Linked DNA regions of Homo sapiens: region 1 is linked to region 2. Evidence: read pairs that join two places in POLR2A ChIA-PET (ENCODE). Cell type or tissue: Panc1. All regions are shown on one strand. Each heading gives the region's core, and the rest is flanking DNA. Links, peaks and the distances in the headings are about the cores only.

Evidence for each region. Peaks named below come from ENCODE experiments on the same cell type or tissue, not always from the same donor. Only the 100,000 strongest peaks of a DNase experiment are listed, where the experiment ranks them.
Region 1: POLR2A ChIA-PET joins it to region 2 with 16 read pairs; 2 of 35 experiments call an interaction of 5 or more read pairs at or near these places.

The regions. Positions count from the first base shown.
Region 1 is chr7:150,917,917-150,924,019 of GRCh38, reverse strand. No RefSeq gene overlaps it. Among named protein-coding and RNA genes, the nearest start is that of KCNH2, 57 kb to the left of the region's middle. In Panc1, for the core only: no CTCF peak of the experiment used is centred there; no DNase peak of the experiment used is centred there; H3K27me3 peaks cover 1,364 bases.
Region 2 is chr7:151,235,488-151,241,590 of GRCh38, reverse strand. It overlaps CHPF2 (chondroitin polymerizing factor 2), which reads right to left. Exons shown (of 4, transcript NM_019015.3): 2 at 5,979-6,103; 3 at 5,001-5,183; 4 at 2,769-4,217. The coding sequence ends at 2,910. SMARCD3 (SWI/SNF related BAF chromatin remodeling complex subunit D3) reads left to right here. Exons shown (of 13, transcript NM_001003801.2): 8 at 1-99; 9 at 1,069-1,166; 10 at 1,344-1,479; 11 at 1,845-1,967; 12 at 2,094-2,195; 13 at 2,435-2,811. The coding sequence ends at 2,488. MIR671 (microRNA 671) reads right to left here and starts at 3,170; the gene lies at 3,053-3,170. It overlaps LOC124901779 (a long non-coding RNA gene), which reads right to left and starts at 1,930. Exons shown (of 2, transcript XR_007060596.1): 1 at 1,839-1,930; 2 at 612-1,572. RefSeq lists enhancers at 1-84, 841-2,040, 5,740-6,103. In Panc1, for the core only: no CTCF peak of the experiment used is centred there; no DNase peak of the experiment used is centred there.

The DNA.
Region 1 (6,103 bases), core at 382-5,381, 320 kb after region 2:
TGTCCTATTTAGGGCAATGTGTCCAAAGGGCACAGACTGAATAAACATAATAAAGATTTCAGGGTTGAATTAAGTTTTCTAGGGCTGCTATAACAAAATGCCACAAACCTGGTAGTTTTAAATGGCAGAAACAGACTTTCTGGCAGTTCTGGAAGACAGGAGTTGAAAGTGTTGGCAGGCTATGCTCCCTCTGAAGGGTCCAGGGAGGAGTCTTCTTGCCTCTCTCAGCTTCTGGTGGTTGCCAGCAATTCTTGGCATCTTGATGACATCTGCAAAGGCCTTATTTCTAAAGAAAGCCACGTCCACAGGGACCAGGTGGACATGGATTTTGGGGGACATGATTTAACTCAGTACAGGGGTCTTAGGTTAGGTAATTATATAATAGGGGGACTTCCTAGATAAAGAGAAATAAACATATTCCAGAAAAAGAGTCAGGAGACCTAGACCCAGCTCTTCCAACCTCTGGCATCAGCAAGATGACCACTGAATCCCTATTAATGAGTTTCTTTTTAGAAGCCTGAAACCCTCCTGTAGGCTAAGAAGGAAATGAGTCAGAATAGGTGCCAAGAGCTATAAATTTTCTCTGTCTGGGGTCATTATTCCATTGCCTACAGGCACATACTTGGCAGCTCAAAGTAAATCAGTCACATTCACCAGTCTAGGTGGATGCATTGGTTATTTAATTAATTGGATGTACATGGTTCAGGGTCCTAGTTCTTGATGGGCACCTGCCAAATTCTTGGCAGTCTAGAAATATCCCAAGGGAACTTTTCTGACTTATAAATAGAATTCTCATAATCACACATGCCACCCTTGTTCTACCACCAAGCCTACACCTCATCAGTGTATTTTAACAACAACGACAACAACGACAATGACAATGAACAACAGCAGCAATCCTATTCCAACTCACTATTTCTGGACAGTGTTTTATGTCTTCAGAACATTAGTAGCTGCTTCACAATGAATATGGAGCAGTCTCTTAGCTAGTTGGCATGGTCCTATGAACGATTATTATGCTCTTTGTCTTTCTGTATCATTTTTAAAAGATTTGAGCAGCTTCTCCAGGAACTTTAATTCTACTGGACACACACTGAAGTTGTGATATTTGAGGCCCAAGGTAAGATAGAGTTAGCTGTTTATTCCCCCAAGGTCACAGTTATCCAGTGTATTGCACACTATCCTCCACCATTCTCAACAACTTTCCACTCATTCTCTGCTAACGTCATACCAACTTCCCACCAGCCTCGCAAGTCAGCCTCCCAATTTCGTATTACCAACTGGTCATCTCTCAACCATGGGCCATTGTCCCCAGCAAGGCCTTTTACCTTTATGTGGAGCATCCTCTTGGGTCTTAATGAATAGCAATTTGAGTCATTTTTGCACTTGCATCTGTCCCTGCATGCATCTTTCTATTTCTGCGTATCTTTTCATACGTCCTTCTCTCCTACTGGCCTTCTCTTTAATTCTCCTTTTCCTCTGGTAACGAGATCTGTCTAGTCTACTTTCCTTCTATTCCTTTCTGTAACAGGGGTATCAGGCAGACTTGACTTGCAGACAATAGAACTAACTCTAGCCGTTTAAATCAGAAAAGGATTTAATACAGAGAATTAAGTGCCTATAAAAATGTTGCCAAATTGGAAGACTGTTTCTAGACCCACTCTTAGAACACCAGCAAGGAACTGGCAAGGGAACTGCTACCTCTCCCATCAACCAGGAAGCGGACACCAGAATCACCCACTAGCTGCAATCCAGGATCAGGAAGCCATGGCTATGCCTGTTTCTCCCCAAACACAACGCCGTTCATTGCAATCTGCAGGCAGAAATGTTGTTGTCACAATTGTTGGTGGAAAATGGATGCCTTCCATACTGCTGCCTCTCTTCCTACTTAAATCAGTTTTGAGATCTAGTCTATGGGCATGCACACTTTACCTGGAAGAATGGATGGGCTGGAGTGAAGCTCAACAGTAATTCATGGGCAATGGAAAATATCTGGCCAGAGACTCAGAGGCTTGGCAGGGACCCAGATGGATGATTGGTGATAGAACAACCTGAGGAAGAGGGAGGTGGGTGAACCCTGAACATGTGAGGATATTTGTGTCCCATGTGAATACTCCAGAAGAGGCTCTCAGTAAACGCAACCCAGTCTGTGGACACTGGTCAGCCTCCCCTCCACTTCCCCCAGCCATCCCAGTGATCTCTCAATGGGCCCGTGTACAAAATGCCTGTGGCAGCAGAGACAGAGGCCCAGATTTGGGCTCAACGCTATGGATTTTCCCTCACCAAGTCTGGTCTGCATCCTGCTAGTACTAAGTGCTCAGCTTCTTCTTTTTTTTTGAGATGAAGTCTCCCTCTCTTGCCCAGGCTGGAGTGCAGTGGCATGAGCTTGGCTCACTACAACCTCAGCCTCCTGGGTTCTAAGCAATTCTCCTGCCTCAGCCTCCTGAGTAGCTGGGACTACAGGTGTGCCCCATCATGCCCGGCTAATTTTGTATTTTTAGTAGAGATGGACTTTCACCATGTTGGCCAGGCTGGTCTTGAACTCCTGACCTCAGGTGATCTGCCCACCTTGGCCTCCCAAAGTGCTGGGATTACAGGCGTGAGCCACTGCACCCGGCCTCAGCTTCTTAATAAGTGTCTTCTTGACCATGACAGTATTACATACAAATTACTTCTAACCAAGGAAGTGATTTTACTTCAAAAGAGTGAGATGCTGGAGGGACATTCGCAGGATTCCACTGTCTGGCAATGTCCTCAGATCACCTGAAGTGCTGGCTGTTGGAGATGCATTCCAGGCACGGGCCTGCTCATGTCACAAGGCCCAGGCTGTTGCTCTCCTCTGATCCTTATTCTTACTCCCTTCTGCCCCATCTATCTTAGCCTTTTTCTCTTTTCCCAGCTTCCTAAAATTTTCACTCCCCAGTGTGTCCTATGAACCATTGTTCTACTGGTGGTAAAGTTCAAGGTCAACTCATTTCTTCCCCTCACTCTACCTTCATATTAACTGAAGCCTTGCTCTCTGTCTTCTGAACACATTTTTATTAGACAAGGCACTTTATGTTGGAAGTTGCAGAAACCCAACTCCAACTAGCTTATGCTAAAAGGGAATCTGTTGGGTGCTATAACATAGAAGGGCAGGATATTACTGGTTTTAGGTTAGGCTGGATTTACATGATCAACTGATGTCCTGAGAGCTCAGTCTGTCGCCAACTTTGGCTCTGCTTTACTCTTGTTGGGTTCATTCTCTGGCAGTATCTTTCTGTGGCTTTAAGAAAGCGACTGGTAGCTCCAGGTTGTGATGTTTACAAATGCAGCTCTCATGAGGGAAGCCCTGTTTCTCTTTAATAGAAATAACCAGGCTGGATGCAGAGGCTCACACCTTTAATCCCAACATTTCGGGAGGCCGAGGTGGGAGCATTGCTTGAGCCTAGGCATTTGAGACCAGCCTAGGCAACATAAAGAGACCCCATCTTTACCCCCGCCAACAACAAAAAACAGAATTAGCTGGGTGTAGTCCCAGCTACTCAGGAGGCTGAGGTAGGAGGATCACTTGAGCCCAGGAGTTTTTGAGGCTGCAGTGAGCTATGATAGTGCCACCGTACTCTAGACTGGGCAACAGAGTGAGGCCCTGTCTCTAAAGAAAAAGAAATAAAATTAAATCAGCAGCATCAAATGGAAAATTGGCCCTGCTTGGGTCATGTGCCCATCCTTCTTGAATTAATCTAGGATGACCAGGCATGTGCCACGTGATTCTTCCTCTGTGGTGTAGTTGAACCATGCAAAGCTGTGTGAGGGGCAATTTCCAAAAGGAAGGAGAGCTGGGCCGCTGGAGCATAGCAGAGCCCACTGTGATTCTGTGTTTCATACCCCTGCCATTTATGCCACAAGTGCCTTTCCTCTTCTTCCTTTAGCCTGCACCTGCGCTTCTAGCTGCTCATGTCCTATTTCTTGCTGGTGAGTGTGCCTATATTTTCATACTTGATTCACTCAGACAACCACCATCTAGGTTGGGAAATCGAACTCACCGGCCCCCTAGAAGCTCCTGTGTGATGCTTCCTGATCACAATCTGTCTGTGAAAGACAAAACAAAAAATACCTTTAGAAAGTAATAGCAGGAAACTAGAAGCACTAAATCTAAAGGAAAACATTAGTTCATATGACTACACTAAAATGAAGAATTTCTGTTTATCAAGAGACATCTTTAGGGAGTACCCATACAAATTCCCACAATGACAAGGACATATCACAAGGATAGAGGAGCCAGCCTGAACGAGCTTCCAGTGGCCAAAGCTGGAACAATTTGAGCAGCAAAGTAAATAACAATAGTAGTGAATTATAAACTAAAGAATAAAATAAATATCTGTGAGTACAAACTGATATAAATACATGATTGAGTATGTAAATAAAATGGGAAGACGGGATAAGTCTTCCATACAGAAGAATTCTAAAGTAGGTAGACGCTCCTCCCTCCAGAAATATGAGTTTCAGCATGAGCTAGACTTAGGGACTTGCTTCCAAAGAACGGAATATGGAAAAGGCAGAAGAGTCACATTACAGTGGGAAAGCCTTAACCAAATGCTCAAAGCTAATATTCCCCATGATGAGCCATGCTGAGATCACGTGCCCTAGATATGAAGTGAGGAGAAGGGCGCCTCTCGTCTGTGGTTCGCCTCTAACACATATGCCCAGTCTAATCGTCCAAAGACATCAGACAAGCCCAAAATGAGGGACATTCTACAAAATACTTAATCTTCAAAGGTGTCAAGATCCTAAAAAAGGACTAAGAAATGGTCACACGCGGGAGGAGGAAACCTAAGGAGACATGACAATGAAGTGAAACGCAGTGACCGGGATTGGATTCCGAAACAGCAAAAGGACATGAATGGAAAGAGTGGTGAAGAGTGTTTCGTTTAATTAATAGTATTGCACCACTGTCAGTTCCTCAGTGTTGACAAATGTACTGTGGTAACTTAAGATGTTAACGTTAGGGGAAGCTGGGTGAAGCCTATGTGGAACTCTGCATTATCTTTGCAACTTTTCTGTAAACCTAAAATTATTCGAAAATAGAAGTTTATTAAAAACACATCTGTATGGCCAGGTGGGGTGGCTCCCGCCTGTAATCCCAGCACTTTGGGAGGCTGAGGCGGGCAGATCACTTCAGATCAGGAGTTTGAGACTAGCCTGACCAACATGGGGAAACCCCGTCTCTACTAAAAATACAAAAATTAGCCGGGTGAGGTGGCGCATGCCTGTAATCCCAGCTACTCCGGAGGCTGAGACAAGAGAATTGCTTGAACCCGGGAGGTGGAGGTCGCAGTGAGCCGAGATCACGCCACTGCACTCTAGCCTGGGTGACAAAGTGAGACTCTGCCTAAAACAAAAAACAAAACAAAACAAAACATCTCTGAGAGGAAAAAAAGCTGAATCACAGAGGGGAAGAAGGTATGTGCAGTGCACATAACCTACAAAAGACTCCTATTCAGAATGTACAGAGTCCTTACAAATCAACATGAAAAAGGCACTGGAATCAATAGAAAAATAAATGAGTAAAAGAACAGAACAAGCACATTGCAAAATAGGACAGCCAAATGGCCAAGAAACATGAAAAAGTGCCTTGTCTCATTAGGGAACTGTGCATGAATTATTGTTTAAAATATTTGTTTTGTGGCTGTGTTTCTTCTTCGTGCATTCCAATTTTGTGGGAGTTGCAGCTCCTCTGCCTTCCTTCATAGCTGTCACTTTCTCTCTTTGTTTGCCTTTCATTTCGCTCGCCCGTCTAATCCGTTTCCCCCTTCTGGGTTCCGAAGTACTTTCTCGTGCTGCTTCCAGTTTTGTCTTCATTTTTGTGATGATTTAAATTTTGATTCTACTCTTTCCTGGGTTTTGCCAGCTTTCTTTTCATATCCTTCTGTTTTCTCACCATCTCTTTCTTGAGCTGTTACTTAAGTTTAAAAAATTCATGGCAAAATATTTGGATATGCTTTTCATCTGTTCATTGCAACACATTTTTGACAAGTGTTTTTTATCTGCCATTTTTCTCTCATTTTTAGTCTATAATATTTTTGTATAGATTGTGTATAGATCTAAATATTATCCTTCTTTG
Region 2 (6,103 bases), core at 600-5,599:
TCAGCCATTGTCCAGGCCCTGTGGCAGTATGTGAAGACCAACAGGCTGCAGGACTCCCATGACAAGGAATACATCAATGGGGACAAGTATTTCCAGCAGGTAACCTCTCTCCTGAACCCTGGGATCTGGGGAGCAGGCGGAGTTCTCCAGCAGGGGAAGTACCTCTACCAAGGTAACTACCACCCCTCCCTTCTAGATTCCTGAGTAGCAGAAGCAGTACACAGTCATGGTCTTGGAGCCAAGAGACCGACCAGGATTCTAGTTCAGGCCCTACTGTGGATTAGCTCTGTGCTGCAGCCAATCCATGTTAGCCCCCCCAAGTTAGGAAGACCTGGAAACCCTACAAAGCCAACCGCTTTCTGGAATGTAATATTCTTGGCACTTGGAGTTAGGATCCCCAGGTTCTAGTCCTGAGTCTGGACTCTGGGTAAGTGACTCAGCGATTCTGAACCTTGTTTCCTTATCTTTGAAGTGGAGTGACAATACCTGTCCTATCTACTCTCCTGGGCAGTTAGGAAAATCAAATTGCTGCAAAAGTGATTGAGCAAAATTCCACCAAAACAGAGAATATTCTTATTAATGCATTTAAAAATAAATACAGCAGATAAACCTGAGGAGTAAAAATAGCAGTTGATATTTATTGGGCACTTACCATGTGCCAGGCACTGTCCCAAGCACTTTATGTGTATTAGTTCACTGACTTCTCACGGCAGCCCTGGGAGATAGGTATTCTTTTCATCCCCACTCTAGAGATGAAGACACTGAGCCCTGAGGTGTTAACTTGCTCCAGGTTGCATAGTAAGTGGCAGAGGCAGGACTGATACATAAGCAGGCTGACCCAGGGCCCGCACTCTCAACCCCTGCCCCACACTGACCCACCCCCTATCTTGTCAGCCATACCGGTGGCTCCACCACCAGACCAGCCCACCCCAATCCCATCCCCATGCGCACTGAGGAATCAGACTTCCTCTCAGCTTCTTGTGGCCTTTCTAGAACAAAAGGATCTACAACTGCATGATGATCTCTTCAAGAAGAGTGATCTCTCTCTCCCCAATTGTCCTGCTTCAGATTTTTGATTGTCCCCGGCTGAAGTTTTCTGAGATTCCCCAGCGCCTCACAGCCCTGCTATTGCCCCCTGACCCAATTGTCATCAACCATGTCATCAGGTGAGGTGGCCCCAGCTTGCTTCTCAGACCAGGGAATGATCTCGTTCCTGCCTTCCCTGCCCCTCCCTCTCCTCCCACTCCCATCTCTTCTCCCTCCCTGTTGGATCTGCCCCAGCCCCGGGGCCCTGGGGCCGTATGGGGGCATCGTGGACACGAAGGGCTGGACTTCCCTGGCAGCGTGGACCCTTCAGACCAGAAGAAGACGGCGTGCTATGACATTGACGTGGAGGTGGAGGAGCCATTAAAGGGGCAGATGAGCAGCTTCCTCCTATCCACGGCCAACCAGCAGGAGATCAGTGCTCTGGACAGTAAGGTGGGGCCCAAGCCCAGAGCTGGAGTGGGACATTAACCCAGAGATGATAGAGGAGACTTTTCTGAGACCAGGGTGTGGTTGCAGATGAGCAGTCTGGGTTAAATTAAAAAAAAAAAAAAAAAAGAGACCAGACTCTGGGCCAATGGGACACACATGGCCCGTCCATGCTGCTTGGAGCTGAACCTCATTCCAAGTTTAGTTCTGCCCATCCCCTCCTCCCCTGGGACTTCAGAGAAATCAGGGGCTCTGAGGGGTTGTCCTTCACAGAAGAAACCCCCTCTCCCTCCCCTTCCCACCCGCTTCCTTTCCCCTCGTCTCCCACATCACCAAAGCCAGGTGGAAAGCATCTATCTTTCTACCTGCAGATCCATGAGACGATTGAGTCCATAAACCAGCTCAAGATCCAGAGGGACTTCATGCTAAGCTTCTCCAGAGACCCCAAAGGCTATGTCCAAGACCTGCTCCGCTCCCAGAGCCGGGACCTCAAGGTGAAGAGGGAGACTCAGGGAGTACTGGAGTGGAAGACAAGCACAGCGGGAAAGAGAGTAAACGTTGTACTCCAGGGGCAGGTGAGGGGATTCAGGGCTCAGGGCTCACCCCACGCTCCCTCCCAGGTGATGACAGATGTAGCCGGCAACCCTGAAGAGGAGCGCCGGGCTGAGTTCTACCACCAGCCCTGGTCCCAGGAGGCCGTCAGTCGCTACTTCTACTGCAAGGTATGCAGGGACCCTTGCCCTGAGGCTTCCCCATCCTCAACTCCAAGAGAAACCTCCCTGTTCAGCTTGTGGGCAGCCCTCGCAGCTCCCCACAGTAAAGCTTCACCACGCTGCCTCACCATGCAATGGCCCTCCCTGCTCCCAGATGCTCTTTCAGGGCAGGCGGTGTCAGTAGGTGGGATTGTCCTGATCACTCACCAGAACACTGACACCTGCTCCTGTTCTCACTTCCTCTAAAGATCCAGCAGCGCAGGCAGGAGCTGGAGCAGTCGCTGGTTGTGCGCAACACCTAGGAGCCCAAAAATAAGCAGCACGACGGAACTTTCAGCCGTGTCCCGGGCCCCAGCATTTTGCCCCGGGCTCCAGCATCACTCCTCTGCCACCTTGGGGTGTGGGGCTGGATTAAAAGTCATTCATCTGACAGCAGCCGTGTGGTCATTGGAAACTGGGGAGGGGAGGGGGAGAGAAGGGGAAGGGAAGAAGGTGGGGAGGCAGTGGGTCCCTCGGGACGACTCCCCATTCCCTTCCCTTGGATTCTTCTCCTTACTCAATTTTCCCTAGACCTAAAAACAGTTTGGCAGAAGACATGTTTAATAACATTTTCATATTTAAAAAATACAGCAACAATTCTCTATCTGTCCACCATCTTGCCTTGCCCTTCCTGGGGCTGAGGCAGACAAAGGAAAGGTAATGAGGTTAGGGCCCCCAGGCGGGCTAAGTGCTATTGGCCTGCTCCTGCTCAAAGAGAGCCATAGCCAGCTGGGCACGGCCCCCTAGCCCCTCCAGGTTGCTGAGGCGGCAGCGGTGGTAGAGTTCTTCACTGAGCCGTGGGCTGCAGTCTCGCAGGGAGAACTTCTGCACCAGCCCTGGCTCTACGGCCCGAAAGAGGTGGAGCCCTGAGAACCGGAGGAAAACATCCATCACCTCCAGCCCCTCCAGGGCTTCCTCCTCTTCCTGGCCTGCCAGTTCACCTGCCAGCCGGGCTCGGGCCGCCAGGTAGTCAGCGTTGTAGAAGCAGCCCTCCGCAGAAGCCTGCCGGTCAAATCTCCCCCCTATAGGAGCCCCCCGGGAGGGGTCAGCACCAGGAGGGGAGGGGGGGTCAGGGCCAGCCCCCGGGGGCCCTGGGGGTGATCTCTGTGGTGACAGGGCAGGATTGAACTCCTGGAAATGGACTGGAAAGAAGGCCTGCCAGCCAGAGATGGCATTCATGCGACAGCGGTTGAGGACTTCGGGCCCAGGCCTTGTCCACACGGTGGTAAGGAAGAAGAGAGTGTCCACAGGGTGCTTCTTCGAGACCACGTCCATGAGTCGCACCTGGGAAGGGGCCTCTGCTCGCACAGCGAGCCAGGCCAGCCTCGTCCCAGGGTACCGTCGCTCTAACTCCGCTGCTGCAGCCTTCACCCCAAGAAATGGGTCTGGAGCTCCACGGCCACCTTCTCGTGGCCCGTAGACCAGCAACAGGGTGAGCAATGCATGTTCTCGTGGCTCCAGGACATTGGCTGCAAAGGCCTCGAGGAAAGCCGGGGCTGCAGCAGCTTCAGCCACCAGGAGTGGCAGCACCAGCTGCACTCGGGTGGCCTCAGTGACATAGGGCATAGGTAGGATTTCCACCCGGCTCAGTGGCCGCAGCAGGCTGACCCTGCGAGCCAGGGCCCGCCGGTGCCCACGCTGTGTCACACATTCCAACAGCAGGTCCAGGGTGTACTCCATGCCCCGTGCTGGGTCGAAGCGCCGATAGCCGTTGAGCAGTCGCTGCTTCTGGAAGCGCAGGCGGGGCTGATAGCGCCGATTGAGCTGCTCCAGGGCAGTCTCCAACGCATCACCCACGTCCGCCCTGCTAGCCCCCTGTAGTGGGCACTTGGGAGCCCCATCTGCACAGGAGAAGGTGTGCTGCTCTGTGAAGTAGTCCCAGCCCAGCACCTCAAAGCGAGAGTGTGGTGTGAAAGGAGCAGGGAGCCCAACGGGCCAGCTCAGCCCTGCCTCCCCTTCGGGGGTCAGCACGGTCAGGTTCCGGATCTGAGCCTGGGTTGGAGGGAATGCACCTCACATTAGTGCCAGCTCCAGGATCCTACCCAGCTCCAGCTGCCTGGGCTCTGAGATTCAAACAGCTGAGCTCTGTCCTAACTCCATCAACACTTAGTGAGGGGTCCCTTGCTAATCACTGAATCCCTTGTACGTTATTCTTCACCTCTAAAATGCAGATGGAATAGGAATCATACTCACCTTACACAAATGCCATGAGAAGGAGGTGGAAAATGTGCTTTTTGCACAGGTAAAAGTATCTTGAAATAGAAGCTCAACAGCCTTTCTCTCCTACACCCAAAGGACTCACATCCTCTTCATAATCACACCTTTGTTTTCATCTACACTCCACCTCTGCCAAGCCTGACGTTCAACTTGAGAATTCTCCCTTCTACCCTTGGGCTTTCTTGGGACAGTTCTAGAAGTAAAGAAACTTCAGAGTTTTTGCCTCCTCAGTGGACAGGCACTATTGAGGAGGAGCTAAAACTATTCTGTCTGAACACTGTGCGGAGCTTCCTGATCCTCAGAGTCTACTTGCAAACCCCTTTAGCTGCATTCAAGTTGTGCTGGGAGCTTACCTTATGATTGCTTTGGACCCCCAAAGACCTTTGTCCCTGTAGTTGCTTTAAATTTAAGTATGGTCGGCCTCTTCCTGCCCTGCCATTATACAGGGCCTAGCCCAGCCCCACTGCCAGCTGCTCGTTCATTGCACGCCTGGACATCTCAGGCTCTCTCTGACCCTCTGACTGCGGTCCTCTGCCCACCTGCTCCTCTTCAGCTCACCTGCAGTTGTTCTATTTCACTGTAAGCCCGCTCCAACTCCAGAGCGCTGAAGCGTTTGTGGAGCCGGTACATGAGGGTACCTTCGGAGACAGGGTGCACGGCGAAGGCACTCAGGAAAGCCGAGCTCCCTTCCTTCTCAGGGTCCCTATTTTTGGCCAGTTCAAATGAGCGATACTGCTGCCCCTAGAGGGACAATCAGACCAATCAATGACACACACAAGAGCTGCCAGTCCCAAACCGCCCTTAACCATACTCAGTGTTCACATCTGTTAGCACTGCTGCGTTAGAACAGAGGACAGAAGAGGCACCCTTTCCAGCACCTCGCTTAACCCCAGTTCTTTCACTGCCCACATTTTGGAAAGTAGAAAGCAAGTAGGCAACTAAGGACACTCTCGGCTACTCTCAGTGCATTGCTTACAGGCTAGCCCTGCTCTGCAAGGAGCCATCACAGAAATAACATATTAAAAATAATAATAATGATACTTTCTTCCCCCAAAGATTCCCATTGTTCTTCAAGGGAATGAATGACACAAGCCAGAAAATCCTCCCAATACTTTGGTTTGAGAGGATGAGCCACCTCTGGGTTCTTCCACTCTTCTCCAGCACAAGAAACAGGGCAGCTCTCTGGGCTGGAAAAGTGATCACCTCACTTCTCTGGAGACTAGCCATCTCTAAGACATGCCCACACTGCCATAACTGAAGTGTGGATGTCGGGGGAGGTGTGGAGGGCAGGGGGGCAGGGGAGAAGGACTGCTGAGTAGGAGCACCCTTTGGTCTTGCTTAGGGGTTCCTAACAAGATACTACTTTTGATAGCCCCAGGTTCTCAGATTGCCAAAGGTGAGCAACGGAGGGCCCACAGAGCGGCCAGTGGCCAGGAAGGGGGAACAATGGCCTCTAAGGTGCTGCTGGGAGGAAGGCCAATCACTCATCCCCCACTAGCTTATCAGGGACTGGGACTGACTTGAAAGAGCTGTCACCTGGTGCTGTGAGACACAGCCGACGCCCAGAGAGTCAATGAGGCAGCGTCCAAGCCACTCGTCAGGACGGGCACTGAGAATGTCTCCTCGGCAGCCATCCAGATGTGGCCGCAGACGAAGCAGGA